Regions from separate parts of the Mus musculus genome. Here region 2 is linked to region 1. The links are chromatin loops, found by intact Hi-C in ENCODE. Cell type or tissue: left cerebral cortex. All regions are shown on one strand. Each heading gives the region's core, and the rest is flanking DNA. Links, peaks and the distances in the headings are about the cores only. Region 1 holds the start of Nfam1 (Nfat activating molecule with ITAM motif 1). Region 2 holds the start of Mir3080 (microRNA 3080).

Region 1 (15,370 bases), core at 4,226-12,225:
ACAGCATAGACCACTCAGGTCTGTAGCCTTCATGTCTTCTTGAGGAATCCTTGTTAGAAGCAACTCCTCAGTGCCCTCCCATCTAGGGACCGGAAACAAGGAACCAGCTGCCTGCAGAAGAGACAGGGAGGGGGGCCCATGTGGCCTAAGTGGGTCTTGAACTCTTTTTTCTTTGTTTAATTCCCCCACTCCCACCCCAGACACGTCTTTCTCTGTTCCAGCCCTGGCTTTCCTGGAATTCGATTTGTAGATCAGGCTGGCCTCAAACTCATGGAGATGCACCTGCCTCTGCCTCTGGGATTAAAGGCATATACCACCACCACCACCACCACCACCACCACAGGCCTTGAACTCTTGATCCTCCTGTCTCCACCTCTCAAGTACTGGGCTCACAGGTGTGCAGCCAGCTAACACTTGTCTCTGTTATGACTTATTTTTGTCAAGTGATTTCACCTCTGTCTCTTTAAATCTTTCACCAAACAGCTTCAAGGTGGGATACACACACACACACACACACACACACACACACACACACACACACACATCTTGTGCCCACAAGTCCCACAGAACCAGAGTGCTGTGGGTGACAAAGCATGAATTTGCCTCAGGGGAGGCTAATTGTTTCCTTAATTGGCTGAGACTGCCCCTGGAAAGTCCCCAGTTGTGCCTGCAGAAGATGGGAGGGGTTTGCCTGGCGGCCAGTAAGCAGCTGGGAAGGAGGCTCTAGAAAAGACTAGAAAGTGCTTCCAGCAGAAGCAGCTGTCTGGAAGAAGTGAATTGTTCTCCTGCCCCCAGGAAGGGCTGAAGTGCCTCCAAGAGGCACGCTGGGGCCCTGCTCTCGGTTCCACAGTCTTCCTGGCACATTGTGTACTGCCTGACCCTGACCTCTATTCTACTACTCCACCCTGCTGCCATTCATGTCTGGGTCTAACTTGGCAAGGTGTTGGCCTCTGAATGGCCCAGGTTCCTTAGAGCGCCAAGGGACACGGGAGTCTCCTTTGAGGGCATTCCCACGCCAGCCACCAGGTGGCGCCATCAGCACAGAACAGTTCTGGGGCTGTCCATCATGGTCAGAAGAGAAATCCCAAGGTAGAAGACTCAGTAGGTTGACAGCTACTCCTCGGGACCTCCAGCAATTAGCTTCCTGGGTGGTGCTTGTTTCTTCCAGTGACAAAGCCATCCAAAGAGCCCCACAGGGTGCATGCTGTTACATGGAAGAAATGTTGAAAATGGGAGTTACCTTTGTCTTTCATTATTTCTCCACATGTTACGTGTATGTATTTAACATGCGAACCCTAGGTGCTTGTCCTAGACTGTCTGTTACCACCTCCAAACAAGTCATTTGTTCTATTTTTCTTACTATATGAGAGTTAGGATAGGTGTTTTGGTGGGAAAACCAGGGGGACTGCAGGATGCAAGAACACACAGGGGCCAAAGAGCCAGGAGCCCAAGTTCCTATCTGCCTTCGTCCTTGCGGTGGAACTTGAGTTCAGTTTTCTAATCTGTAAATTAGGGGCAATGATAACTCCTCCCACACAATGTTTCTGTGAGAATGGAAGTAGCACGTAGATGAAAAGCCTTTAAAACTAGGTCTCAAATGGAAGGAACAGCCAAAGATATAGGGCAGCCTGAACCGAGGTGAGATTTGGAGATGGGCCAGCCTGGGCTTCTTGCCAGGGCAGAAACCTCCCATCAGCATGCAGGGTGATGGGCTCCAGATGGGTTTGCCTGCCTCCAATGGCGGAGTTCATTCCCTCCTAGGTAAGGAGGTGGCTCACCGAGGGTCGGCTCGGGATTGTATGGTTTATCCTGGGGTCACGGTCAGCTCTCTTGCCCTGTTTTGGTGAGGATCTGATCAAATGATCAAACGCATCGGCCCGGTGCCTGCAGGTCAGCTACACAGGGTGGGAGAGCATCCTTCCCAAATGTGAGCCCAGTGTCCCCAGGATGGGAACTTTCCATTGCCACTGTTGGACGCGTGAGGTACAGGACAGAGGAGTGTACCTCTGACACCCTAGACACCCTGACACCCTGAACAGAGTGGTCAGAGCAGAGTGGCCACTCTCAGCCCGGATCTCCTTGCTGATAGGTCTCTCTGGGAGCTGGAGTCTTGGGAAGGAAGAGGTGACATGAAGCTGGGTCAGGGGTCTGATCCTCTCGTCCTAGTACCTCTGTGTCTGCAAGAGAAACCTCCAAGCCCAGGCCAGGCAGCAGTGGCTGGGTCCAAGCTCCCTTTCTGGGGCACTCTGAGGGGAAAAGATTGACTTTGGGGGCTGGAGAGATGGCTCAGTGGTTAAGAGCACTGACCGCTCTTCCGAAGGTCCTGAGTTCAAATCCCAGCAAGCACATGGTGGCTCACAACCATCCGTAATGCGATCTGATGCTTTCTTCTGGGGTCTCTGAAGACAGCTGTAGTGTACTTACATATAATAAGAAAATAAATTTAAAAAAAAAAAAAAAGGACTGACTTTGGTTTCTTCTCTTCTCTGCCTGGCAACAAGAAACATTGGTGGAAGTAAACTTAGCATGGAGACTTGTCTTGTTATCGAAGTTTTAGTCTAAGTCTACGGAAGCCCCACCCCCCTTCCCAGGGACTGCAAGGGACCACGTGCTTCCAGGTTCCCCTCTCTACTTCCTCCTTTAGGGCTGTTCACAAAGCCGTCCACCCGAGCCAGCCAAGCCTTCCTCCTTCCCTGGCGTCCCCTTGCTCTGTGTGCTGTCTGTCCCTTAGGTATTCAGTCTGAGCAGAGGTTCTCAACCTATGAGCCCCTGTTGGGGCTGCCGAATGACCTTTACACAGGGGTCACCTAAGGCCTTGAGAAAAACACAGAAAGTTACATTGAGATTCAGAACAGTAGCAAAATTAAAGTTACAAAGTAGCCACGAACGTAACTATTTGGTTGGGGGTGGCGGGCCAAGATTAGAGAATGAGGATGGCTGAGAACTGCTGCGCTAGGATAGTGGTTAGAAATCACTTTGTCTTCTCTGTGCCTCAGTTTCTGCACCTATTAAATGGAAGGAATTTCAGATACCAGCACATAGGGTTGCCATGCCCATTAAGTTGGAGGTGAAGAGTGTTTGGCCCCAGCGGCTAGGCTGGACCACACAGTCATACTGAGTTGTCCTGGGTTATCTTTGTTCCCTTTAGACATGGCTCCTCAAGATGGGCTCTTGCTCTTCTGTATCTGTTAGGAAGGCTGGTGCTGTGGGCAGAGGATGTGCCCAGCGAGATATAAAGGGTAGATGGGGGGTAAGCGGGTGCCTAGTGAGACCCACGCCACGGCTGACATGTGCTGGCCCCAGGAATCTCATCTACAAAGTCAAGCTCAGAGGCCCAGCCCAGAGCTGTGAAGTCTCTGTTCTTTCCTGTCCTCCTCCTACCTTCGAACCTTGCTACTACTTATTCAGGGCTCCTGCCTGGGGCACAGGACAGGAAAAAAAAAACAAAAAAAAAAAAAAAAAAACAGCAAATGGAATGGAGCCCAGGTGGTCTACAGCTCAAAGCACTGGGTGACAGGTGCTGGAGAGTCACGGAGACCTTTAGGTTTCTGAATGCGCCTTGGTTTGATGTCCATTGGGTTGTCACCTGGGTCAGAGGGGCTCTGCTTCTCAGGTCTGTCCCTGCCTCTTCCCAGTAGCTCAGGATCCCCACGGTGATGCAGCCCCTCAGCCCCCTCCCCTCCTTTGCTGTGTTCTCATCAGCCCCACCCAGAGCCCAGGCAGTGCTTGGCCTCTGAGCAACTTCCTGCACCAGCATGAAGTCTTGTAGAGTTGAAGACCTGTGCAGGGGGTAGGACAGTGAGTGGCTTGCTAGGTGTTCAGCAGGGTCCCGTAAGGCCCCGCTGCCTGCAGCTTAGGTGCAGGTATGCTGTCAGGGACTGACGTTTATCTGCACGGGATGCACAGCAGTACCAAGCACAGGCAGGGAGGAGCAGCTAGCTGGCACCTGGGCAGGCATGGGGACAGCACCAGTGTTGGGGAAGCCAGGATCTGTGTTTCAGGCAGCCTGGCACTCAGGCATCTCCTGGTGCCAAGTCATGAGGAGACTCACGGAGGCGCAGCCCGATGCCTTTAAAATGCTCCCTCTGTGCACCGAGGCATTAACATGACGTCTATCACCATGGCACCGGAGTGCTTAGACAATCTGCTCCCCGCAGGAGCTGGGGAGCGGCGTGAAGCAGATTATCCATGCTTCGCTGTGACACTTGTGATCATGTATCACCTTGATGGATCAACAGCCAATACCGCCTGGGTCCCAGCCCGCCCCTTCGCGCTGCCTCTTCTCCTGTTCATACACATCTTCCTCTGCGGGTGGGTGGCCTATGGCTGCTTGCCTCTGCACACCAGTCTCAGGGTTCTTGCTCCCAAACACCCTGCAGCTTTCACTGTTAACTGTGCAGAGGCCAAGGGGAAGGGATTTAGGCAAGGTACTGACAGAAGCCCCCATGGTGATATGAAAGGGTGGGGGAGGGGGGGAACATCAGCCACGTGCCCAGCCTCCACCACACTGGCACAAGTGGCAAAGAAAATCCAGGTAAAAATCTATCTGTCCTTCTCATTTATGCCCCACAGACCTGCCGGGATCATGAGCTAGCTGCTTCACCTCTTCATGCTGAAGTCTCTCACTGGTGTGGTGGGGCTACTCAGGGCTCTCTTGGGTTCACGGCTCTAATGAGAAAAGTCGAGACTCAGCAGGTCTGGCCCTCAACTTCTTTCCTGCTGCTTTTCTCCCCTTGTCCTCTCAGCCCCTACCTTTCAGGTCACAAAACAGACACGGGGCTCCAGGACCTTAGGAGTTCTCCCTAGAGTCTGCAGAGGATGGCCCCTCCCCCCCTCATAGGAAGCCATCACTGTCCCAGTACTGAGACCTCTAGCGCCATGGGGGCTTCGAGAGCAGAGCTGATAAGGAAGGAGGCAGTCAGGGGCCTGTGTCTCCTCTTGGGTGGGGATGGGGTGAAGTCGGGTTAGGGAGCCCCCCCCCCACCCTAGGAGGAGGAGTGGGAGGAGGAGGAGGAGGAGGAGGAGGAGTGGGAGGAGGAGGAGGAGGAGGAGGAGGCGTATCAGTTCAGGTGGATCAAGAGGAGTTCCTCCGAAGAACCAGCTACTGTCTCTCACTCCAGGATGTGTTAAATTCCCTCCGGAGGCTGGGACAAGTGGCTTAAGGCCCTTCAGCCTCCCAGTCTGCCACTCCTCTGCTTATTCTTCCCCCACCCTAGGCTCCCCCCACTCCCACCCCACCCCCCCTTCAGGACACCTTCTCAAGGGATGGCAGGGACCTTGCAGGGATGTCTGAGCAGGTGGGATTATGGTCATTTTTAGGGTTTCAGACCTAAGGAGCATGGCCACCCAGCTTCCAGGACAGGGTCCTCTGCTGCGAGGGACTAAGGAGGCCCCAGAAGCCCGGGAAAGCCAAGGTTCCTACCGCATGCTCTTTTCCCACTGTGTGGCTTGGATGAGTTGGAGCCCCAGGCTGTTTATCTGTTGGAACCCCTCACCAAGGTTGCTTCCGCTATTTCAGAGGGAGGTCAGGGTTTCTGAGAGGAACCGCCTTGAGGAAGCAGAAGGGTGTCCAGAGGAGGAACTTATGGGGACACAAAAGGGAACTCTAGCTGCCAGCAGGGGCCTTAGTCTGCAGTGACCTGAAGCGGAAGGAGGAACAGGCTTTGATAAGTGTCCAGCTTGGCGCACGGTATTCCATGGAGAGCTGGCTTCTGCGACGTGGGGCCCGAGTGCGATGCCTGCACCCACCCAGCTGGCTCCCAGCCTGGTGCTTCCTCTGTTTGCTGCCGGTGCCCCAGACCCTGCAGCTAACAGGCAAGTCTGTCTCCTTCTCACGTCCTCTTGTTCGCATACATCAGAGTGACTTTCATCCAGCGGGAACAGCTAATTCCCGGGACCTGTCTCTGGGGATTTGCTGGTTGCGTTTGAACATTGTAGACTTCATGTGGGAAGCCTTCGGGGACTGAGAAGATATTTAGCTAATGCCTCGTCAAGGTGGCATTTGAAGGGGTTGTGGGGGGACGGTGCTGTGTCTTCACCCCAGTGTTAACAGCTTTCCTGACAGCATAGCTTAGGCCTCCTGGTCCTTAAATAAGGAAGGTGGGTGCTGTGTTTTTGAGGTCAGGTGTGGAGTCCATGGAAAAGACAGCTCTTACAAGGCTACTGTGGTAGAGGAGTTCTGTTGAATCTGCCAGGTGGTGGAGCTGCCCTGGGTGCTGCTGGTGGTGGTTGGTGAATACAGAGAAAGGCAGTCAGAGCACGGCATCCTGGGGCCACACTAGAAAGGGTCACACTTAGCACTTTCTAAAATGCAGTCAGAGGCCAAGGATTTTATGACCAGCGAATCTCCCCAGGGCCAACACTGCTGTCCTATCCTAGTTCCAGGCTCCCTTGGAAGCTGGGAGGTCTGGATTCAAAGCAAGCTGTGGGGTAGAGGCCAATTTATCTAGGCCAGCGCACCTCCAAGGGTGTCCCTCTCAGGTGTGTTCCCTGGTGGTGCTGGGTAATGTCTGTCAGGCACTATGTGTTCTTGCCTTGGCCTGGCTAGCAGCTGGTCCATTGCTGACCCAGGGACACTCCACTGTGGAGGCTGAGTACTAACTGTTCTCTGTTTGACTTTACTTATTTATTTTATAAATCATGTGTGTGTGTGCGTGTGCCTGTGTGTGCCGAGGTGAGTTTACGAAGGTCAGAGGCCAGCCTCGGGTGAACATCCTTGCCTTCTACCTGTTTGAAATAGCCTGCCTGCCTGTCTGTTTGTCTGCCTGCCCACCCACCCGCCCATCCGTCTGTCTGGTCTGTCTGTCTGTCACTGCTGTGAATGCCAGGCTGGCTGGCCTGCAAGCTTCCAAGGATTCTGTCTCTGCTTCCTGTCTTGTGGCAGGAACAATAAGATCAGAGACACGTGCTACTCTGCTTTATTCGAATTCCAGGGTTTCGAACTCTGGTCCTTACACTTATGCTGTGAGCACTTTGTCCACCAACGCCTCTCCTCGGTGCCACTTTGACTTTGATGAGGTGACTGGGGGTTCTTTGTCCCTGGATTATGTCATGTCCCCTTTTTCATTTATATCTGACCATCAGGAATTAGCGTGTAGTGAGCCTTTAATGTCCTCAGCATCATCTCACTGACAGGGAGACAAACCCAGGGATGTCTATCAACATGTGTGGAGTCAGACAGCAGAAAATTCAGAAGTCAGGCTGCAGGCCAGGGTCAGCCTCAGCCTCAGCCTCCCCTGCCCACTGGGCTCCGCTGATCGACCAGATCACTTTTCTTTGCAAGGAAGATTCTCCCCAGGAAACTTTACTCTGAGGAGGCAGGAGCCAACACGTAGCCTCTAGAGCAGTTTGGGTACCAACCCTGTGGCCTGTCTTCTTTACTCTTGCTCAACCTACATTGCCCACCCACTCCAGACCATGAAAAGACAGCGAAAAGGTAGAATGGACCTGCTGTTGACAGTGGTTGAACTTCCACTTATGTGAGATGTTGTGGCTGGTGCCTGTAATCCCAGGACTCAGAAGGCTGAGGCAGGAGGATTGCTATTAGTTCCAGATTGGCGAGGGCCACAGAGTGAGATTGTGCCTCAACAACCATCATCCCTGGAAAAATAAAAAGAATTCCCACGTAGTCATTTGAACTCAATGTCCCTGAAGTCCTGTCTTTTCTCTGTGTGGTTCTTCCCTCCTAAGGCCAAGGCACTGAATTAGAGGAGGCTTTTCTGGCCAAGCTACTGCAGCTTCGGGGAAGCTATTTTGAAAGAGGATGAGCTACAAACAAAAACAGATTTTTTTTTTTTTTTTTTTTTTTTTTTTTTTTGGCCATGTATTGCAACAAACGGTCCACTACTGAGAAGTTCTTCCTGCTCTTGCATGGGAGGGGGAAGCCTGCTCCCTGCCTTCTGGAGCCCATTACAGGAACACACAGCCTCCTCTCTTGCTCCTGCCCCTTGTCTATCACAGCTTCTGCTCCGCCCCGTACCCCTGTTTTAGGCTTTAAGAGCTCTCCCATATGTGTGATCTCTCTGTGTCTGTCTGTCTGACTCCATCTCCATCTCTGTCTGTCTCTGTCTCTGTCTCTGTCTCTGTCTCTGTCTGTCTGTCTGTCTGTCTGTCTGTCTCTCTCTCTCTCTCTCTCTGTTTCTCGATTGCTTTCTTTAAGACAAGAATTGAATGTGTAGTTTGAGTTTGGTTGTATAAGTCAGGCTGGCCAGAAGTTACTGTATAGCCCTGGCTGGCCTCAAACTCTCCACCCATCCTCCTGCCTGAATGTTTCAGATGCTGGGACTGTCACCTCTTTTGACTGGGGTAACCCGCTTACCCTCTCTGGGCCTCAGTGTCTTTGACTAATGTCAGTCTCTTTTCTCTTTCGACTGTTTTCAAGCTCTGAGCTTTACTGATTTCGCTCTCAAATACCAACGGAAGAGGAAGTGGCCTGCAGAGCCTCCCAGGCCACAGGTCTCTAGACCCTTCAGGGAACAGAGGTGTACAAGCCCCAGGCCCACAGTCTCAGCTGGGTAGAAATCATGAGACTTGTCCCAGGGAACAGGACCCAGATGGAGCTCATTCGAGCATCTGCCTGTGCTCTCTGGCCTCAGATGTCACCACTCTCTTTGTTCCCAAACATGAATAGTTGCTCTGCCTTCTGCAAGCCAAGGCTTCCTGCCTCTCTTCCTGCCCCTCCAGCCTCTGTCACCACTGGGCTCTGCCTTTCATCTTCGTTTAATCCCAATAAAGAGCTTGGGAGGCAGAGGCCTGCAGAGAGGCAGAGAGGCAGTGGCAGGCTCAGGGAGTGCTGGGGGGGGGGAGTTGTTGTAGGAGGGGGAGTTGGGGGGCTGCCTGCTGGAGAGGCCATGGGCTGGGGGCTGGACCCAGAGGAGGACAGAGCAAGTGAGGTTGCACACAGGCACAGCATGGATAAAGGCTGGGAGACCAGAAGGCAAGCTGGGGGGAGAAACAGTCAGAGGTTCTGTCTGACTGGAGAAGAGAGTCTCCCCAAGCTGTGGGATGCGAGACTACCTCCAGCGGATTACAGTGCCTGTCTAGTGGAGGTTCAGACACTGTCCCCATAGATCTTCTCGCCACTACCTTCTTCATTGTAATCGTAAGTACAGTGATGAATGACAAATACTTTCAAAAACCTGTGCTGCCTGACTATGGAGAGAGAGGGGGGGAGAGACAGAGACGGAGAGACAGAGAGACACAGAGACACAGAGAGAGAGAAACAGAGAGAGAGAGAGAGAATATTTTGGAACATTCCAGAATATTCTTCCAGAGATACATTTTATTTTATTTTATTTTATTTTATTTTATTTTATTTTATTTTATTTTGCCTTAGAGGTATTGCTCTCTTCTGAATGAGTGTGGATGTGGGGGTGCTGGGTAAACTTGAATCTATCTGTGTATCTTGTCATCACCCAGCACAGTCCAAGCCACTGTGGAAGTTCGCCCATTTTGTTTCAGCACTGGGAAAGAAGAGTAGTAGTGCCACACACGCTAAGCAAGTGTAGGACCACTGAGCCTAGATTGTCTGCTTTCCAACTTGGTGTCCCTGAAATGCTCTTGCATATATTCTTCTGTGATGTGTCTCTTTGAGTCAACATTATGCCTTTTAAGGTCTATTCAGTGGCAGAGAGGTAGGTAACATTTGTTTCCACTGCTACAGAGCAAGGGTGACAGGCTATGGACCTCCAGGCTAAGCCTAGCCCTCCACCTCCTTTCTATGGCCAGAGAATTATGAGTGGTTTTTCATATTTTTTAAGTGGTTGGAGTGGGACTCAAAAGAAAAATATTTTGTGACAGGAAGATTGCACGCCAAGTTCAAATCCCCATGCCCATGACTGAGTTTTCCTGGGACACACAGCAGTGCTTCTTCATAGACTATCTGTGATGACAGAGTATAGCTGGGATACAGCCGACATGTCCCACAAGCCTGCCATGCTGTGTGCACACCCGCTGTAGAATAATATCCTGCTAAGTGAACACTCTGTCATCCCTATAGTCGTGCTGGCATTTCAGGGGCATCTTGTTTGGGGCTGTGAGTACACACATGGTCTCCAGGTGTGTGTGTATGTGTGTGTATGTGTGTGTGTGTATATATGTGTGTGTCTCTGTGTGTGTGTGTGTCTGTGTGCCTCTGTGTGTGTCTGTGTGTGCCCCTGTGTATTAGGTTCCCTCCCACTGAAGCCACTTCTGTCATTCCGCGTGGCTGAATGTTCAGTGTCCACAGAATAGCAACTGCATGCAGGCCTCTGGTTTTACATCCGTGGTTCCTAGCACCCAGGGGATCCTCAGAAAAGAATAACAACAGCAGCTAAATTAAGCTTATCAGCCTCAGATAGCCTCAGATAGCCTCAGATAGCCCTGGAAGGTGGGAGGTTCATCCTGGTTAGACTGGGCTGAATGAGCCTCTAGTCTCTCTGAACTGAGGCTCCTCTCTGGTATAAAGTCCCTCGTGTCTTATGAGTGGGAGATAACAGGGTGTTGGAGAAACACGGAAGTGAGCATGGGGTCTGCCCTTTCCCTGCTCCCTAGACCAGGCTTTTTGTGATAGGATTATGGCCATCAGGCACTGAAGTGGCAGCTGAAGCCAGAGGAAGGGGAGGGGAAACTCCAGGTGAACTTGAGGAGGTCAGGAAAGACTTGAGGTTGGCCAAGGGCCTGGCCAGCCTGGATTTGAGTTCTCAGAGATCTTGGCCAAGTTAACCCAACCACTCTCCACCTCCCTTCTCATCCTGCTGAGGTAGTCAGCAGTTCCCATGCAAACCTCTTGCTAACTATGGCAGGAGGTCACATCTCAGTGTCAGCGGGAGACCTCAGACGTGCACAGTGAATGCTATAGCTTGATGCTGTCTTCCCAGTGTGGGATCACTGTATACCCTGCCCACTGGAGTTCTATTGAGCCTAGCATTTCTCTCTTGACACCCTCTCCTCCGTGCCTGGCATTTGGCAACCTCATGCGCTGAGGTCTCACTAGGGTCTTTCCAGACCTCCTGCAGGGGACAGAGAGTAAACCTGTACACACCCACATCTGAGCCAAGGTGGGGCCAGGCCTAGCCTTCTCTCTGAGACTGTGTATCAGCATAGGGCTTATCCCAGATGAGGGCTGCAAGTCCAAGATGGAATGACTTTGACTTAGCATCCTGTGGGGACTCTTGGCTGGGCCTTGGGGGAATCCTGGTTCACTGGGTCTACTTGATGGGTGGCCATACTTGGTGGCTTTGATCTAGGTGCTGTGGTCTTGCGGGGTGCTTGGAGGTGGTTGACCTGGTTGGATGGCTGCTCCTATCCTGCCTGAGGATGGCGTGTACTCTTGTAGAGAAAGGAAGGGCAAATCATAACTGGTCTACTGCTGGTGAGTCAGCAGAAGCGGACCATGGAGCCCAGGTAGGGGTGGCCTCCATTATGTAGGCTGAGTCTCACCAAGTCAGGGTGGGCAAAGGCCTACATTCAAAATGCATCTGGCCTTTAACTAGCCAAGTGCCTTTCTTAGACCTTCTCATGCCAAGGAATCTGGGGACCAGAGAACAGTGGCTCTTCTCACAACCAGCAGTGCGTCCCTAGGGGGATGAACTCAGAAAGAACCATCCCTGACTGTCAGGATCCAGCTGAGCCCATCTAGGGCAGGTTAGGCTCTGCCACCCAAGGATCTTAAGAGGATCCTGGTGAGGTGGCCAAGGTAAGAAAAGCTACGGACATCAAAGACAGCAGAGCAGGCGGAGAGCCCAGGAGGAAGGGAAGCCACAGAGAGAAAGAAGGTTATGCATCAAGACCAGAAAGAATAAGAGTCACAGATCAGGCGTCATTGTCTCTGCAGTTCTCTTGACACTAACAGAGGCAGCCTGCAGAGCTGTGTCGAGGGAAGGAAAAGAGGAGGCCCCAGACTGGACACTGAGGAAGTGGTGGGCGGCAACTGAGAGTGTGGGATCTGGTGTGACTGGAGACTGAGGAGTCAGGAGGAGAGCTTGCACAGTTACCTGTTAAGGACAGGTCTCATGGAGCCCAGGTCGCTGCCCTTAAACTTGAACAGGAGTCAAGGATGACTTTGAAATCCTGACCCTCCTGCCTTTACCACCCAAGTTCTGCGATGCTAGCTATGCCCTATCACACCTGCCTTATGCCATGCTGGGGATTGAACCCCAGGGCTCCATGCACGCAAGGGGAACGCTCTGCCCACTGAGCTATATCTCCAACCCCGAGCTGGTATTTTAAAAGGAGACTGAAGGGAAGAAGTCAGGTGACTTGCTAATGCTGGGTAGGTTTTAGATGGCCCAGGTCTACTGGTTGGAACTCTGCGGTATTCTCCTGTCTTCTTTCTAAAATGCAATGACATTTTCCTTCTAATGTAAAAGCTCCCAGAGGCTAGGCCTGTTTTATGGCCACCCCACCCCCACCCCTGCCTCTGCCAGCCTCCCCCAACCTCTTACAGACCCTGATGCCCTGTTCATCTTTGCCGCCGCAAACCTTGTCTCTTACCACCTTCTCTTCTCTTCGGTGCCCCGACACAGTGCCCTGTGGGGGAAACTTCTAGACGCTTTACCCAAGAGCTTTCTTGTGCTTGAAACCCTCCTGCCTGCCCCTCCCCCACCTGGCTGCCTCCCACTCTTTTTCTTCCTTCAAAGTTCAGCCTGGTAAAGAGATGGGAAAGAAAGACATCAGAACGTTCACAGCTGCTCTGTCAGGGTGGCGAACTGCAGACAAGTCCGCCTTTCTTCTTGATCCTTCCCTGTGGTTTCCAGAATTTCTATGGTGAGCCAGTGAGCTGCTTTCACTTTTATGGAGGGAGGAGGTGAGGAAGGACCTGAAGATTCTAATTCAGAAAACAATGACCCAGTCTAAGGATCTCTTCACAGAAAGCTCCTGTCCTCTCTCAGGGTAGGTGGTAGCCTGTCCTCTGGGTCTTCCAGCCCCCTTCCTAGGACCCTTGGGGGATCCTCACACCATTCCACTCATCCCCATTCAAGGACGACGAGCTGAGCTCTGTCTCCATCTCTACCCTACCTAATACCCTTTTGGGGGTACTGATGTGTGAAAAGGGAGACCCTGAATCCCCAGGCGACCCAGGTCTCACTCACCAGCTTGCCAGTAAAGGGGCTCGAAGGGGGAACAGCTGTGAACTTAAGCCAGGCCAAACCTTCGACAAAGCGCTCTTTTGGTTTGTGTCTCCGAGTGGCTCTCCTGTGCTCTGGGGTCTGGGGTCTAGGACCGTGAGAACACGGGATGAAGCCAAGCTGTGGGAAGGGCCTGAAGCCAAGCCACATCTGCGCGCAGCTGTGATTCAGAGGTGTTGAACGACGTGACAGCCCATCCTGAGCGTGCCATGTGGAGAACATTAGCACTAAAAACTCCATAAGACACTCGCCGTTCAAAGGTCGCCTTCCAACGCCCGCGCCAGCCACTTGGCGACCGCTTGCCTGTCATGAATGGCTTGTCGGCTGCCCTGAGGTGCCCTGAGATTCACACTCTAGCACATGGCTGGGACTCAGGGACAAATCAGCAGCCCTCAGTCTGTGTCTTCCTGAGGACCCTTTAAAGAGTCGTAGCTCTCAGAGCTGCCAGAACGGATCGGAGGGCAACCCCCCAGGCCTCACATAAAGATCGTGGGAACGGCTTTCTTTTGGAGCCTGAAATCAAAGTGTTTTCCTTTAAAATCGACCTGAGCCAGGGCGGATCCCTTTGATCAGCACGCCTGGGCCCTTACTACTCTCACTCAGTGCTGCGGGAGGGATTGAGTTGCAAGCAGAGCTGAGCTGGCCAAGGCTCAGAAGGGGCTGGTGGAGTCTGGAGAGCTCACTACCCTGGTCAGGCAGCTGGAGCAGGACCAGTGAGGTGAAACTTTAAGTTTTTACCCTCTTCACCTCTGGTAGGCATAGTGCAGTTATTCCTCTCATCTGCCTCCTCCTTAAAGGGCCACTGCCAGCCCTCCGAGGACTCTTGGTTAGCCTTCTTAGAAGACTGTAGAGGGTTCCTGGGTTCACTTCCTGTAGAGCCGAAGGGTCTCCTTGAGCTGGGCAAACAGTAGCAGTTCCCCCCAATGCTTTTGGGATCCAGGTCAGTTCTGATCAGTTTTCTCTTCAGCTCCTCCCCGTTGTCAGGCCTGTCTATTTGATAACCACATTTAGGGAAGTGACCACTAATCTTTGAAAGATAGTCTTCCTTCCTTCCTTCCTTCCTTCCTTCCTTCCTTCCTTCCTTCCTTCCTTCCTTCCTTCATTCCTCTCTTTCTTTCCTTCTTTTCTCACCTGTCTTGGTGAGTGTTTCTCTGTGGAACAGAACCCTGGCTGTACTGGCATTGGCTTTGTAGACCAGGCTGGCCTCGAACTCACAAACTATCCACCTACCCCTGCCTCCCGAGTGCTGGGATTAAAGGCGAGCTCCATCACCTGAGAATGTTTCTTTTGTCTGAGTTTTACTTGCTCAGATATTTTAGAAACTAGCAGAATAGTGATGGCGGAGTTGGGAGCGTGGGGGGAAGGAGAGAAGGGCAGGACTCAGAGGTACCCAGCGTGGGGGGGGGGGAGGGGCGGGACCCAGAGGTAACCAGAATACAGTATCATCTTTACTTCATAGTCCTGCTTCTTGGGCAAACCTCATCTTGTCTCTTGAGCTTTTGTTACTTCGTCTGTGAAAGGGAACTGTGCCTGAGGGACAGCAGCTTCTGTTATTACTCTGTATCGGGACCCAGTGCCTGGGAACATAGCTCAGAAAGGGGGCCTGGATGTGAAGGAGGGTGACTCCAAAATCAGGGACTATAGGCCACAGTAACCCCAAATCAGAAGCTGCATGTTAGCCGGGCGTGGTGGCGCACACCTTTAATCCCAGCACTCAGGAGGCAGAGGCAGGCGGATTTCTGAGTTCGAGGCCAGCCTGGTCTACAAAGTGAGTTCCAGGACAGCCAGGGCTATACAGAGAAACCCTGTCTCGAAAAACCAAAAACCAACCAACCAACCAAACAAACAAACAAACAAAAACAAAACAGAAGCTGCATGTTTTAGGGTTGACTCTGTGTGAACCCAGTTGAGAATAACTGAAACCAGGTCACATGCAGTGGCTCGACTCTGTGTGAAATGTGCCCTCCATTTTCTGTCCTTTATAAATGGCTTGTCTTGACCCCGTGAAGTGATTTCAGCTAGAATGAGCCTGCGAGTCTCTGGGAGAGCCAGAAAGGAGGGTCACCCTGTCCTACGGGGAAATGGCCAGAGTGGGGTTTAACTGGCCACGCCAAGGAAGACTGTCAGAGTGGGTGCCTACACTCTTGGATGAGGTTCTCTGACTACAAATTGTTCCCCATCATGGACTCAGCACAGAGGTCCCCACCCAGCCCTGACATCAGATAAAGTGGCCACAGAGTCAGAAGAACCTGAAACGGAAGGAA
Region 2 (15,370 bases), core at 2,339-10,338, 68 kb after region 1:
TGGAAACAGGACTTGATTAGAGCAGAGGGAGACTCAGGTGCAGTTAGGGGTTCAAGGAGCCACTTCTGGATTTTGGGGGGGTGTTAACATATAGAGAACTCCGAATTGTCTTTTGAGAAAGGTTAGGAGTCTTAACAGGGCAGCAGGACAGTCCCAGACAGAGAACAGCATGGGAGGGGGCTCCTGTCACTGGAGAGATCTGCTAAGAGGACCTTACAGCCAGCCACAGAGTCACACTGAGGACAGCTATCCAGGGATGGAGAAAGTAGCGGGTGAGAGAAGAGCCAGCTACGGCCAGCTAACCCTGGCTCCCCAACAGAAAAATTTTTATGGCTCCGCTACATTTACAATGATGCTCCCAAGAGCTAAGCCTCCAGGTCTCCTGTAGTGTTTCCTGGCCTCCCGGCCCACCAGCCTCTGTCCTCCAGATCCCGTGGCTGCTGGCCCCTCTCCCAAGAGAGCTTCTGGGTTGAGACGGCACAGTCTGCTTTTGTAGGATTGGGCCTCGGGCGGGCGGGCTTGCTCCTCTCTCCCGCAGCGCCCCAGCTGGGCCTGCCACCCGCCACCTGCCACCCGCCCACGTGGATCCCCCCTCTGCCCCTGCTGGCGCCGAGGAGGCTTTGGCAGACTCTGGGCCCTGAGGCCTCTCTGCTCAGTGATTACGCGGCAGCCGGTGGGCTCCGGAGCCAGAGCGAGAGATTTATTGTGGTTTTTAGGGGGCGTTTAGGAGCCGACGTGATAATGTCTGTGAACGCACTTTGTAAACTGTAGCGGGGGAGTGCCATGCGCACGCGAGGGGCGGGGAGCTCAGCCCCCACATGACATCCTGGGGCTTAGCTGAGAAGCCCCTCCCTCCAATTTAGAGGGTGGGTGGGCTGGAGAAGTCCTACTAGGCTCTACTAGAAGGGGGAATTCTAGGTTACATCTGAGGGAGCATTAGACTCGCAGGAGCCTCTCTGTGTCACCAAACAGCAAAAGAATGAGCAGTGAGCCAGAAAACTGCCCAAGTTCTCCCTGCTGGTCCAAGAAGCCCCGTTGCACTGGGGAGTAGCTTCCTGACTACTGAGTGGGAGGGAAGCCCCTGAGGTGCCCTTCCTCAGTTCTGCTGCTGCAGGGTGGGGGTTGGGGTTGGGTTAACAGCCCAAGCGGGCTGTCTCCTAGGAGGGGGAGCTGCACACAGGCATTGGAGCATCGCCATTCCACCCTGCGCACTTAATGTCACCACCTGAGGATTGTTTTAAGAGTTACTCGTTTTTATTGTGCGCGCGTGTACGGCATGCACGAGGCACGATTGCCTGAAATGTGTGTATGAGCACGAAGTGGGTGTAGATGCCCCCAAGGCTAACAGAAGGTGTCAGATGCCCCGGAGTTGCCCAGTCCCAGGAACTGAATCTTGGCCATATGCAAGAGCAGCATGCACTCTTAACCTCCAAGCCATCTTTCCAGGCCTTATCTGGAGATTCTTATCCCATTGTGAATATTCACTGAGCACCTTCTATGTGCTTGGCACTGTTTTGCACACTGTGGAGGTACAGTTAGTATAGCAGGAATCAAGACATTCTGAAGTAAGGCATAGTGGCCTAGCTCTGTAATTCTAGCACTTGGGAGGCAGAGGCAGGAGGATGAAGAGTTCAAAGTCATCTTTGGCAACAGAGCAAGTTCAAAGCCAACCCGGGAGATATGAGACCCTGTGTCAAATGAACCCCAAACAACAAAAGGAGGGGTATACCTGAACCCTTATACTCCTGGATTTGGGGGGAAAAGGGTGGAAGTAGATGATACACAGTTCAATAATTAATGCTATAAGTAACGATTGTTATTTTAGAGACCATAAAATGGGCTGGAGAGATGGCTCAGCGGTTAAAAGCACAGAGTGCTCTTCCACAGGACCTGAGATCAATTCCCAGCAACCACATAGCAGCCGATGACAGTCTGTAGTAACTCCAGTTCCAGAGAACCTGGCTCACTCACATAGACATGCAGGCAGACCAGTGCACATCAAAATACATAAATCTTTTTTTCAAAAAAAGTTGGAGCCAGGAGACAGTAAAACTGGAGAATTGGGGACAATGAGCCCAGAGAGGTCAGGCAAGCCCTCTATGGAGTTTCTGCTTTCCTCTCTCCAGGTAGGACCCCTTGCATGGTCTTCAGAACAATCCTGAGTCACTGGGGGGGGGGGGGGCAGCTGATCTCCCAATTACTAGCTAATACCTACTACCAACACCTGCAGCCTAGACAGCCTTGGTGGGGCTCCCAGATACACACTTAGGAGCTGTCCAGGTGGTTTAAGACTGGACAAGGGAGACCAGTCTGCAGCTGCTCCTGTATTCAAGTGCCTATCTCTCCTTCAATATAGACCAGGCTTTAGCCATAACAGCTATAGTGTCCTACAGCTACAGTGTCCTCAGAGAGGGACTGGATACACAGTAAAGTCCAGGAGATGAACCTGATCTATATTGAAGGAGAGATGGGCACTTGAATACAGGAGCGGCTGATAGTCAGCCACTGCACATGCGGCTGTGCTCCCGTGTTTGAACTGAAGCCATCTCAACCTGCTCAGAGATCTCAACCTGCAAGTGTGCGATTTGAACATAGGCCTGTTCATTATATGCTAATTTCCAAGCAAAGCCTCATGGTCTCCTGGGGACAGTTAGAAAGTCTCGTTGAAGTTGGGGCTGAGTAACAGCAGGCAAAGGAATGCCAGTGGGTGTTACTATCACTTGGTGCTATTCCAAACACAGGCCGTGAGTTACCTGAATTTAATCTCTACACTACCTGGTAAGATGGGGAATGTCACCAATAACCTCATTTGCAGACAGGATCACTGAGGCCCAGCAAGGACCAATGACTTATCCAAGGCCACACTGGTTGGTGCAGTGGAGGCTGGAGTGGGAACCCTTGCTTGGACCATGCTGGTGCTGCTGCTGCTGCTGCTGCTCCTCCTCCTCCTCTTCCTCCTCCTCTTCCTTCTCCTTCTTTTCTCTCTGTAGCCCTGGCTGTCCTGGAACTCACTCTCTAAAACAGGCTGGCCTCGAACTCAGAAATCTGCCTGCCTCTGCCTCCTGAGTGCTGGGATTAAAGGCGTGCGCCACCACTGCTGGGCTGTACCATGCTTCTAACTGTTCCCTTTGCCAAGTCTTGAGCTTTACCTAGTTGTGCTGAGGGCTCTACATGCATTGTCCCATGACAGGCTCATTACAATCACTTAAGTAAATTGGGCTTATGATTGGCATCTACACATTCTAAGAGGGAAAGCAACTGAGACTCTGAACCAGTCAGTCACAACTGGGAGGTTGGGAAATCAGTGTGTAAATCCAGGGTGGCCCATCTCTGAGCCTGGGCATTTCTCCTCCTCCCTGGCAGCCTGCTGTGTTGCTTGATGCTCCTAAAGCCCACAGGGGCTTATTCTCTCTCTGAGAGGCTGCTCCCCAGGCAGCTCTCACAGCAATGCTCAAGAAGAGGGTTTGTGAGCTGTGCCCGACTGCTGGCTGTTGAGCCAGGCTTGCTTCCTGGTCCCTTCATGGAGGAAGGCACCCACAGAGCTGTTGTGTCCAGGGGTTAGTTGAGGAGGTTGGGACAGCATTTTGAACATTTGCCTAGGTTGGGCATGTTTCCACGAGGAAGATCTGTCTGGGTACCAACCTGTCCTCCATCACAGACAGCCCCAACCTCATGGATGTGGTTCTAGATCCAGCTCTCAGGGAGATCTCACTTCCTTTGCTGTTTGAATACTCCGGTGTGTGGGTGTGTGTGTGCGTGTGTACACACACACACACGCACACACGCACGCGCAGGGGTAAAGGGGTGGAGGTGCAGGGGTGAGGGGGTGCAGGGTGGTGGTGGGGGCGGGGGTGGGGGAATACAGGCTCCTGGCATAGTGTTCTACAAGCCTTGTGATCTTCAGAGTATTCTGTCTCACCTGTTTTATTTCTGCAAAATGAGACCCTTGTGGTGGTGGGTTTGTGACATTTTTTTTGAAAACCTGTCTCTGGTGACTGGAAGGGGGCAGGTTCTTGGTAGGCTCCTTGCTATGCCTCCTCCACTCAAAAGTGGCAGAATAAAGGAAACTAAGACACCTGCCTAGGGGACTCTACAGATTGGCGCTGGTCCGGATCTGCCTACTCCTGCTGCTCAGGTTTTCTTCAGAGACATCAGCTAGTGCTGCGCTCAGATCCTGTGATCCTGAGGCCTGGAAGTGGTCTCCTACAGGCTGGGATGGCACAGCTGGGCCTTCCCAGATGGTCCTGGGCATTCTCCAGTTGCGGTGTATCTTCTGAGAGAGACTGAATGCCAGTCTGAGGGCAGCAGCAGTAGAGCCCCAGAAGCATTGGCAGTGGGATTAAGGTAGAGAAAAAAAATGAATCGTGGAAATCATTAGCTTTCTTGGTTGGCGAGAGCCGCCCCGAACGAACATTTGGGGCTTTAAAAATGAACATCAGCTGCAGGGACCGGTGCCCTGGGCCCGCCACGGCCCAGGCAGCCTCCTGGAATCCCGATCATGGCCATTCTCAGGTTGCGGCTCAGCCAACACTTACTGAGTGCCTACTGTGGGCTAGGCCTAGAGCCAGGATGGAGGTAGAATCCAGCCAGAGAGCAGCAGCCCTGTGGTAACAGGCAGCCACAGAGACAGGGATGCCAGCCTGTGAGGAGGCAGGCAGGCAGGGCAGGCACCACCATCCCCTGGGGACTGTGGGCACTCGGAGGGCCTGTCAGCAGTATGGTGTCTTTACAGAAGGCCTTAAGCGGGATGGGCATCCTACAGGGACGGTCTCCATGGGTTCTGGGATTTGCAGGTTGACTGGAGTGGTTGGCCAAGGGACGGGCAGGTGGGCCTAGTGGGGACTGAGGACAGCTGCAGGCCAGTGTCTGCTCAGACCTCTGCCAAGAGACACTGCAAGATGGAGAGGCATCTGCTCCGGGCTTCTTTTTTCTAAACTGCGTAGATATGTGGATTTTTATGAGAAAAGCTCCCATTTTTAAATGATGGGAATTAATTCTAATTAAAAAAAGAAAAAGCAACAACAACAACAACAAAAAGCAACAACCACCGCGTCAAACCAAGCATGGCTTCAGGCCTGGATTTGGTGCGTGGGCCAAGAGTTTCTCTTCTCTTTGGTTGCGGTGGTGATGGGGGCACCGGGTGGAGCTGCCCAGTAGAAGGTGGGGCACTGCAGGGGGGCGGGTCCCCCCTCCAGCGGCGCCGGCGCGCAGGGGGCTGGGCGCGGGTGGGCGGGGGTGGAGCGCCCCCCCCCCAGCCCTGCGCGCCGCGGCCGCCCGCCGTCTCCATCCGGGCCTCTCCCCACCTCCCGCCCGCCCGCCCCCGCCCGCGCCCCTCCCCCGCCGGCGCACGGCGCCCGCCGCCCCTCCTCCGCCCGCCCTCCGCCCGCTCTCCCTGGCTCCCTCCCGGTCTCTCTTAAGTGCCATCGAGGGGCGCCGGGAATTGCAGCCAGTAAATCGCGCCCCACCACTCAGCCGCGGGGCCACCGCAGCGGCGCCGCCCGCGCCCCGCCGGGAGCCCCGCGCCGCCCGCCCGGGCGCCTCTCCAGGGCCCGCGAGGCCCGCCCCCACCCGCGCGGCGCTGCGCAGGGCCTGCCCCCGGGCCGGCCGGGGCGCGCGGGGGCCCGCGCTGGAGGCGAGGACGCGGCGGCCGCGGGGCGCACGGCCCGGAGCGCGCGGCCCGCGCCCCCGCGCGCCCTGCCCGCGCCCGCGGCCCGCGCTCCGGAGCCCGGCCCCGCTGCCCGGGCTCTCCTGCGGGACCGATGCCGGCCCTCCGGCCGCCAGGGTAAGCGGGCAGCGGGGCGCGGCGGGGAGGCGGGAGGGGGGCGCCCGGCGCCTGCCCAGCGCCAGCGTCTGGCACGTGGGGGCGTCCCGAGTTCCCTCTGGAGGCTGGACAGGTGGCGACGACGCGGGGGTGTGATGCTCCGAGGCCGGCACTTAGCAGCGTGCCTACTGTGCGCGCGTTGGGCTGGAGTGAGGGGCGTTCGTCCCCATTGTACGGATGAGAAAACGGAGGCCAAAAGGGCAGATTGCTGGCCCTTGGTCTCCAGTAAAGAGCTGAATGAGCCAGGATTTGACCCTACGGTTGCTTGACACCAAAGCTACAGCAGCCCCCTCCAGGCACACACAGGCAATAGAGTGAGCGTATGAATATTTCATTGTCAAAAAGAAGGGGGAAAAATATCATCCATTGTCCCGCCACCATAATGCAGCCAATGTAAGCGTCTGGGCCCTTTATTTAGGCCTTGTTCTTTCTCTTCTACATGACAGTGTACTTTGGGGTCAGTGAGACCCTGGTTCCTTCTAACTGTGCCTAACCTGAGGTCTCCAGCTTAGGGAATAGGGGACGCCCTCAGGGTTGCAGAGGGGTTAGATTCGGGAAGGGGAGGAGGGCCTAGGGGGAAAGGGCATCCCTTGGGCAGGTCACATATTACCTAGTCAGTGCAGGACCAGTGCCAGCCTCAGAGGCTGGGAGGTGGGGCAGCCAGGCCTTGTGCTTCCAGCAGGACAGCCTTGAGCAGCATTGGACTGGGAGGGACCTCTGGCTCCTCCACCCTTGGCCTTGCCAGGTCTTCACTATTCCAGTACTGAATACTCCTCTCTGGTTCCCCTGCTGCCTGGGAAACGACCTACTCCAAAAGCAGTAGTGTCACGCTGTGCACAGTTGGACCTGGAGAACATCTTTAGGTCCTGGTCTCTCCCTCCCAAGCCCAGGTCTGGCATTTGGGGCCTGCTGGAAGCTTCCCTGGCCCAATTCCTTACCTGTTCCAGGCCTGTAACACTTCCCCACCCAGTACCCAAACTGGAGACCTCAGGACCCCCCTACCCTTCCAGACATCTGGGTATCTGTTTCTCCATTCGGTCCTCTGTGAAGTTCTGCTCTGCTCTAAGAAGTGTGTCCTTTTCCCTATGGCCTTTCCTCCCTTACATTACTATCTGTCTGGGACACCATTACCAGGCTTTTTTTCTTTCTGAAATGCAACTCTGAGCAAGGCAGACTGAACTCAGCTGTCCACAAATCTAAACTAGGCCAAACTCCCGAGAGTCCCCTGAGGCCGGGCTTCTCAGCTTCTTCTGCACACAACCAGCATAACGCCCTGTGAGCCATTTATCCTCTGCTCTGGGGTCTTCCCTGCCTAAGATAGCCTGCTCCCTTGAATACCACCCCTTAAGCCTCAGCACCCAACTGTGTCTTGCCCCGCCCCACCCCCACCCCATCCCTCATCTATTAGGCAGGTAGACTGTGTGCACCCTCTCAAAGGTACCCCCAGCTCTTGGAAACTCCTTCCTTTTAGGGCATTTAGAGTGGTAGGAGGCTTCCAGGTCTGTGTCCCCCCCCCCAAACCCCCAAGGAGCCTGGGAGCTCCAGGAGACTAGGTTGATGGGTCTCCAGGGTCTAGTCAGAGCTAGACTCCTGTGCCTGCTTCATGGTCTTTGAGGAACGCACTTGAGCAAGAGCAGAGAGGATCCCACACTTGTAGATGATCATTGACTTGCAGAAAGCCTGTCTCTTTTAGGGGGCAGGGCTCCTGCTGAGGAGGGTGCCCAATTGAGGACCCAGAATCGATTTGGCAGCCAGTCACCCCCAGCCCTCCAGGTCAGGTGCCCTCCTGGTTCTCTGCCACCTGTATTTGCTGGGGGTAGTAATGGTGGATACTTAGACTGAAGACAGGTTCCAGGGACCACCGGCTCCCTCTGCCTATCAAAGCCCACCCCCCATGTCCTCCTCAGGAGCAGGGAGAGTTATGTCAGGCCCTCTGGCTGGGCGCCAGGGCTCCCCATGGAACTATAAATTGACCTGTCGGGAGAGGGAAGAGATTAATGTCGGCCATCTTCATTAGCGCGTCCCCCGGGGTGACGGCGTCTGCCCTGAGCTGGCTGATTGGAGAGGGTGAGAGGTGGTGGCTAGGCCCCCCTACCCCCCACCCCCGCCACCAAAAGGCAAGGGGCAGAGGCCAGGGCCTGCCGGAGAGCCTTGGCCTCCTCCCACTGCTGGAGGGGCCGTCCCCGTGGCCTCTGCCTCTGGCAGCAGGCACACGCTTTGATGGAGGACCTGAGTGCTAATTGGGGGCAGAGATGCGCGGCCCGCAGCTCTGCGGGGCTCCCAGGCTGACACCGCCAGCTCAGCGGCATCGAAGGGCCTTCATTAGAGGCTTTTCCCCTGACCAGAAAGGAGCCCGCTGCGGGCTGTGGGGGGCTCCCCTCCTTTCCTCTCCCCTCCACTTTCCTCTCCCCTCCCCCCTTTCCTTCTTTATTGCGTTGATGATGGGGAAGGAGGCGGCTTTGGCGTGTGGCAGAGATGATGAGGGATTGGAGGAGCTATCTGAGTTTGAGACCTTGTATGTCCTGGAGACTCTGACCTTGGTCTGGGCTTTATGCTCTTCACTGGAGGGTCCTTGTCTGGTTGTCCCCCTGGGGTGTGGTGGGGGATGGGCATCAATGAGAGAGCCCCGTGTGGAGGCGTGCCTTACAAAAACAACGTGGATAGAATCGAGCGGGAGGGCCAGGCTGTGTGTGGGTTTGAGTCCTGTGAGGTCCAGGGCCAGGTAAGCCTCAGTTTCCTGGTTTGACAATTGCTGAGGACCAGTGTTAGTAAGAGGTCTTTTCGTGGTCAGGAGCTGAATCTGATCCCTGAACAGTCGCCCCTGGGGGCCTGGCGGCAGCAGCAGGTGGAAACATTGGATTGTCTATTATATTCTCTCTCCCTCCCTCCTTCCCTCCCTCTCCCTCCCTTCTCCTCCCTTGCTTCCCCCCCTCTCTGCTCAATGTCTCTCTATCTCTCTCTCATGTGTGTGAGTGTGCATTAGTCTCTCTTTGTCTCTCTGTGTATCTCTGTCTCTGTTGTCTCTGTCTCTGTCTGTGTTTCTGTCTGTCTCTGTCTCTCTCTGTCTCTCTGTCTCTGTCTCTCTCTCATATGTGAGCCTGTCTCTCTCTGTGTCATCCCCCCCCCCAAATCTCTCTCGCACTTTCTCACTTGTTCAGAAGAATCTACTGTCCCAGGGACTTATCCGCATAATGGTAGCCTTACCCTTTGACACTCCTCTAGAGAAACAGACCCAGGAACAAATAATCAGGCCTCAAGAACAGCTGGTACCCTGCAGAGAGTCTCCCCAGGCAGAAGGCTGCCTGGAAGGTTCTAAAGGCACTATTGAAGGAGAAATGGCATTGCTTTCTCACATAGACCTTATTTAGACCAGATTTGATACAGGGAGACTACCTAGTCACTGAGTTCCTGGCCCACCTGGCTCCTAGACCTGACTGCCCATCCAAGGGATGGATAGTCCTCTGAGTTCACAGTTCCTTGAGTTTCTTGGAGAACCCACCCCTTGCCCAGTGTCTCTTAGCCCTAAACTGGGGTCACCGGCCTTAGGTCTGTACCTCCTTGGTTTGTAAGGGTGTAGGTGAACACCAGAGGGACTCCTTCTTGTAGGATGGGCGGGCTCCCACCAGTGAGGGGCCCATAGAGACACAGTCTCACAGAGCCCGGGCTACCTTGGTACTACATAGTAGAAGGTGGACTCGAACCCCTTTCTGATCCTCCTGCCTCCATGGGATTACAAGTGTGCACCTCTGTGTTCAGCTTCCAAGGGTCACTTTCCAAGGCATGTAGCTTCGTTCCTCCAAGCCTCTGTGTCCCTGTTTCCTGGTCCTGGAGTAGGGGAGTCGCATGCTAACTCGTGCGGGGGGGGGGTGCAGAACGCAGCAGAGAAGGCACTGGTTTTTGTGGTCATCGATGACTCCAGGCTGCTTCCCCAATGGCTCTTGTGTGCCTCCTGGCAACCTGTGCTATTTACAGCACTCTGGAGAAGTGGGGAGTGGCTTGTCTGAACCTTTCCATCTTTCTAGCTGCCAGCTGGGGGAATACTTAGCACCCTCTGCACCCTGTGGAATGTTTGAACAAAAGTCCACGGTTTGAGATCTGAAGCGCCTGTTCTTGGATCGTGGCCCTGTAGTCATCCTCGGGCAAAGCGCTTGACATCTCTGTGCCTCCTTTCTCGTCTGGAGACCCGAGATGTCACAGACTGAAAACTATAGTGTAGATCACATTGGCTGTTAAATGCCCATCTTGTGGGAAGAGAACCCTGAGTTCTCTTTGCAACCCCAGCGGCTTTGCTTTGTGACGTCCCTCCTGACTCTTTGGGGGCATCTTTCATGGGACTGTGTTGTCTACCTGTCCCTACAGAGCTTTCTGAGACTACAAATACATGGGAGTGGTGGGAAGGACTTAGAGGGCTGGGCAATTTCTGGAACCTTCCAGGCTCCCTATGGGGACTTCCAGGGTTCCCAGCTTCCTATCTGGAAAATGGGACCAGACAGCCAGTTCTCACCAGCCCTTAGCTGTCTAGTTGCGTTTAACCTGATCCTATCTTCAGTGAGTCTGCTGAATGGCCCCCAGCCCAATTACATGCACGTTGGAGGACACTGTCATTTCAATTGTAATATGTTAAGATCGCCCTTTGAGAGTCACGTGTTGAAAGACGATGGTGCAGAGGTGCCTATTGTTGCTGCCTCTGCGTGCCCAGCCAGTCCCGCCTGGCAGCTTCCTTGCAGGAGCTGGCAACATGGCTGTCTGCCTCCGCCTCTCCGAGCAGGCAGGAATCACTAACGCGTTAGCAGTTTCATTAAGCCTCTCGCCAGCCTCCCCGCCTCCCTCCCAGCCTCCTCGGTAATTATTTCCCCAACCCTTCCACTCGCAGCTCTCTGGGATTGGCTGAGTAGCCCCCACCGCAGCTGGGTTGCTGGGGCCGTGCTGTGCCCCGGAGCCCCCTGGGCAACTCCCTTCTGACTCCCCTCGTTGCCATGTCAGCTTTGTGTCCCCCTGAGGCCTCCGTGAGAATGCAGATCTGCTGCCTGGCAGGGGTGCCAGTTAACCCGTTACTACCCTCCACATGTGCAGGCCTCCTCTGCACAGCAGACCTCCTCTGACCAGGCATCTCCTGGGACTGTAGCAGAGTGGGCACCGAGGACCCGGCTGTGAGGGAGGAGATGGACTTAGCAGATCATGCAGCCCAGGGCATGTGTGGGTATGGAGCATCCTGAAGACCTCCTCCCCAATCCATAAGATGAACATGAGACCCACCCCTCTGGCCTCAGTGACGGAATGGGAAATGGGCATATGTCCCTTCTTTGCTAGTCTAACCACAGGCCTTCTTGTGTTTTCACCCGGATCTGCTTGCATAGGGACCCCCTGCTGCCATGTTGCCTTTGATTTGCCTATGCTTGCTGAAGCCCGTGAATGGGAAGGTGGACTGCCTGCCATCCACTCCCACAAGCACTTTGAAGATGGAGAACCTGGAAGAAGGTTAGATACAGCTGAGACAGGTAGAGGCCATTATTTGGGCCTCTATAGCTAGTGGTAGCTGAAGCCGCCCCTGGGATTGTCAGTTATATAAACTGACACGTTTCCTGTCTGGGTGGAAGCTGTTTAGTGATTCTTTCTCTTACTGATAGAATCCTGACCGATGCAGGAGAAAACTCAGGAAGGGTTTTTACAAAAAGATGACATTTCCGAGTTGGGTTTTGGAGGATGAGCAAGAGTTTGTCCATCGAGGAAGGAGAAGAAGAGAACTTAGGGAGAGAGCCCAGCTGGAGCGGAGGGTTGGAGGTGTGAAAGGCAGGGGACAACAGGTACTGGCCATGAGGGCCTGGGCTTATGAGCAGGAGTAACAGAAAGGGAGATATGGTGTGGGAGCTGATGCCAAGGCGAAGAGGGGTGCAGAGCACTGTGGGAAGGACTGGTGGTAGGAACAGGACACAGGTCAGGGGAGGTGTCAGGGAGGGGTTGTGGGAGGAATGTGGGGGAGGGGTTGCGTGGGAGTATGATGCAGGGACCTAGAAGACTCAACAGGCAGCCCAGTGGGAAGAGGATTCCCGTACCAGGGCTGGAGAAATGTCCAGGGCCAGAGCTCAGGGGCCATGGTCTTAGGGCTGTGGTATCTCAGAGGGTTGGGGAGGAGGGTGGAGCCTCTGAATGGTCAGCTCTGACTCTTCTCCTTGGAGACTGCATGGTTTACAAGGTGTCAGTCAGGCTGTGGCTGCAGCACTAAGGGTTCACACTCAGCAGCAGGAGGAAGGCCTATGGGAGGCAGTCATGTGGTACATGTTGCTCTGGGCTTATAGCTATTGCCACTGGCTAGGATGCCCTGGAGGGGCCTTCCCAAGGGGAGGCATTTGAATTGGGGCTTGAAGTGCCTGACATGGGGACAGAGAGCTGTGGGGAGGGGAAAAGAATCCTGAGATAGAGGCAGGCAGGTCCTGTGGTGGGCTGAGCATTATCTGTCTGGGCACAGAAAGGCCAGTGTGACTGGAGCTTGGTGTGCACGGAAGTGAAGGTCTCAGATTATCAGGGCTGTGGGCCCAGAAATATCTTGTAGAGGCTCTGTCACGGCAGAGAGAGAAGGAGGAAGCCCACATCGGGGCAGGGGCTAAGATTGTCCATGAAGGGTGGGGAGGTGAGAGAATACCCGTCAGGTTTCCTGGGAGCAGGTGACACCACCCTGGAGCTGGTCTGAATGGGGTGCGAGCTCACAGGGCATCTAGACCTGGTAGCTAAAGCTGAGCTCATCCTAACAGAGGATCTGGGAGCCAAGAGCGTCTGTTGTGGCCTTTCCCACCCCACCACCTGAGCCTGGAGACCAGCTTTGCCAGATGGATCCAGCATGCTGTGGGCTGGCTGGCTGCTACACTGGCCACAGCTAGTTCTTACACTTGACCAGGTCCTGGCTGGGGTATGTTTGCCACAGCTTCTGCCTGTGACCTGCCACTCTACAGCAGGGCACTCACCCAAGCTGCTCTGTCTTTTGGGCCCATCTGTTTGGCTCAGCTAGAAGAAGCCTCAAGTTGGACAGACCGAGGCCACACAACCTGTATGGATGGGATGCCACCTCCCAGGGCTGTGGGTAGACATAGGTAAGGAAGGGAGGGTGGTAGCTGGCCCTCTGACATTTAACTGCCCGTTATGACTGGTGTGGTGGGGGTTTGTGTCGGGGAGAGGGAGGGCTGGGAGGCAGTCTGAGTTCTGGGGACTTTCACTTCAGTGCCGGGACCCCAAAAACCTCACTCTCACCCCCTCCATGACTCCACTGGTCTCTGCTTCCCCTTGAGTGCAATGAGGCCCACTGAGGTCCTACAGTCCACTTCTCACCAGGCCTCTCCCTCCCTCTGCTGTGGGATCCTATCCCTTAATTCTATCAGGTGCTGCTCAGGGTCAGGGTCATGGCTACCCCACTCAGTTCCAACAGCTTCTTGTCAGGCAGCGTTATTGGCTTAGCCGATTCACAGGGATACTGAGGCCCCATTTCCTACCATCTTTGTGCTGGCATTTGTGAACAGAGCTGATACAGCCCTGGTCCTCAGGGAAGCTCCCGAGACAGTATGAAGGGCCAGCAGAAGGCTAGCAAGCACATACAAGTGTGCCTTGTGTCTGGAGCAGAGCTATCTGGGAAAACTGAGGTGTGCTGGAGAGGGCATGCATGTTCAGACACCACTAGAGACTAGAGAGAAGAGTAGATGTCAGCCATGGGATTTGAGGGTAGACCCTATAAAGGGGGCGGGGTATCTATTCTGCTGTCTTATCTCCCTTTTTATCCCTGAGGGGGCCATCACAGAGCCAGCATCTCTGGGACTGAGCTGATGTGAACAGAGCCACGGGAGTAGTAGTCCTCCAACATCTCCACAGAGCTCACATCCTCGTCAAGAGCAAAGTGAGTCATAAGCCTGTAGGGTACCTCCAGGCACTGTGCCAGCCAGGAAAGGCGGGACAGGTACGGCGTCCTGGATCTGGGCTCACCTTGCAGTTCTGTAAGGTTCCTCTGTTGAGATGATCAGGAAGGAGGGTAACCACTCAAGCTGCTGCCAAGGGGCTCATGCAGCCCTTGGCGTGGGTCAGAACCTGGGGCTGGGAGCTAATCCCCGTGAGGCTGCCCGGAGGACTGAGCAAGCTGGCGTTCCAGTGCAGGCCTTAGTTTGTAGCCAGTGCCACTGTTGTGGTTCTTGGCATTGCCGTGTAAGTGGCCTATAGAACCATCACCGACACTGCTGTGGCATTCCGGGGCCGGGGTGTTTTAGTGACTGAGTGGCCCCAGGTGGTAGGAAGAACCTCACGGAGCGCCTCAGTGTCCCACTAGGGAGCTTGAGCCATGCTGCCCACAGGGGAATCCCGGCCACCTAATTACTTCTGGCTCCTCCACAGAGGAGTCCTAGAACACTAAGCCTTTTGAAGCCTCTGTTTCTCCCTCTGTCACACTGGTGGCTGAGCTCCACAGGTAGGCACCATCTGACCTCCCAGGGTCTCCAAGGTCTCTGGGCGAGTAAGATGTTCCAGATGTGATGGAGAGCCGAGTCTCTCCGTGGGAGCTGGCTCATGGCCTCTTTTTTCCCACCAGGGTATCTGTAGCACCTGCCCAGGCAGGGTTCACACCTAGCTGCACTCCTGAGTCCTCTTCTTATGGAGAAGCCACCATTTCAGGTGGGTATTCCTCCTGCAGGGGGCTCTCGGGCTGAGCCTGGGACACAGTAGGTGAGCAGGATGGACATTCCTCAGGGCGACATTTGGGGGCTTGGATCCGGGTTGGCATCTGCTGGTGTGGTGTCAGATACTGAGTTTCTAACCCCAGCAGCTACCTTATGTAGAACTAGGTGTGACTCTGGACTGCTGTGTGTCCCCTGGACCATGCCGTGGGGCAGCAGGGCTGCTGTGGTGCCTGTGGCCTCTAAGGCAGAAAGAGATTACTGCCCCTAACAGATTGAGAAACTGGGAGACCAAGAAAGCCAGAGTATGGGAAAAATACACGCTTTATTTTCTTTGTCTTCTTTTGGGAGGATGGGGTGGGGCTGATGTATCTATAGCTGGCCTAGAACTATGAAGATGACCTTGAAACCCTGATCCTCCTGCTTCTAGCTCCCGAGGGCTAGGATTACTGCTGTAAGCCACTGCTCAGTCTGTACAGTGCTGCTGCTGGAAGTCATTGCTCTGTGTGTGTGTGTGTGTGTGTGTGCGTGTGTGTACTAAGTGAGCACTTTACCGCTCAGCTGTGCCCCTAGACTTGTGTGTGATACTTCTGTGTAACCTGTGTTTGCTGTAGGGTAGAGCAGCCAGGCTTGTGGGGGTACAGCATTTTCTTTAGCCCTGTGCACGGCCAGGTAGTCCTTGTCACTGTCTTCAATTCTGCAGATGCAAACACAGAGAGAGAAGGGTGGAGGGATGGAGGCAGGCTTTTGTTCCGAGTGGTTTTTGGAGAAGGGAGTACACATCTGAAGCCCAGGGCTGGAGCCCAGGATGCACCTCCTGCAGCCTCACCTCCACCAGTCACCACCCACCTGCTGCTCACAGCACCCTGATGTCTGCCAGGAGAGGCTGATTTTGCCCATCTGT

Evidence for each region. Peaks named below come from ENCODE experiments on the same cell type or tissue, not always from the same donor. Only the 100,000 strongest peaks of a DNase experiment are listed, where the experiment ranks them.
Region 2: a loop joins it to region 1, with 2.2 times the contacts of the local background. A loop is called at or near these places in 3 of 42 quality-filtered maps.

What each region holds. Positions count from the first base shown.
Region 1 is chr15:83,023,557-83,038,926 of GRCm38, reverse strand. It overlaps Nfam1 (Nfat activating molecule with ITAM motif 1), which reads left to right and starts at 5,530. Exons shown (of 6, transcript NM_001271411.1): 1 at 5,530-5,814. The coding sequence starts at 5,697. It overlaps Gm32620 (a long non-coding RNA gene), which reads right to left and starts at 5,611. Exons shown (of 3, transcript XR_384275.3): 1 at 5,423-5,611; 2 at 4,575-4,668; 3 at 337-1,204. In left cerebral cortex, for the core only: no CTCF peak of the experiment used is centred there; DNase peaks (open chromatin) are centred at 5,583 and 7,909; H3K4me3 peaks cover 391 bases; H3K27ac peaks cover 452 bases.
Region 2 is chr15:82,953,833-82,969,202 of GRCm38, reverse strand. It overlaps Mir3080 (microRNA 3080), which reads left to right and starts at 9,907; the gene lies at 9,907-9,985. It also overlaps a transcript of Tcf20 not described here. In left cerebral cortex, for the core only: a CTCF peak has its summit at 6,581; DNase peaks (open chromatin) are centred at 5,068, 5,986, 6,584, 6,961 and 2 more places; H3K4me3 peaks cover 3,252 bases; H3K27ac peaks cover 3,748 bases.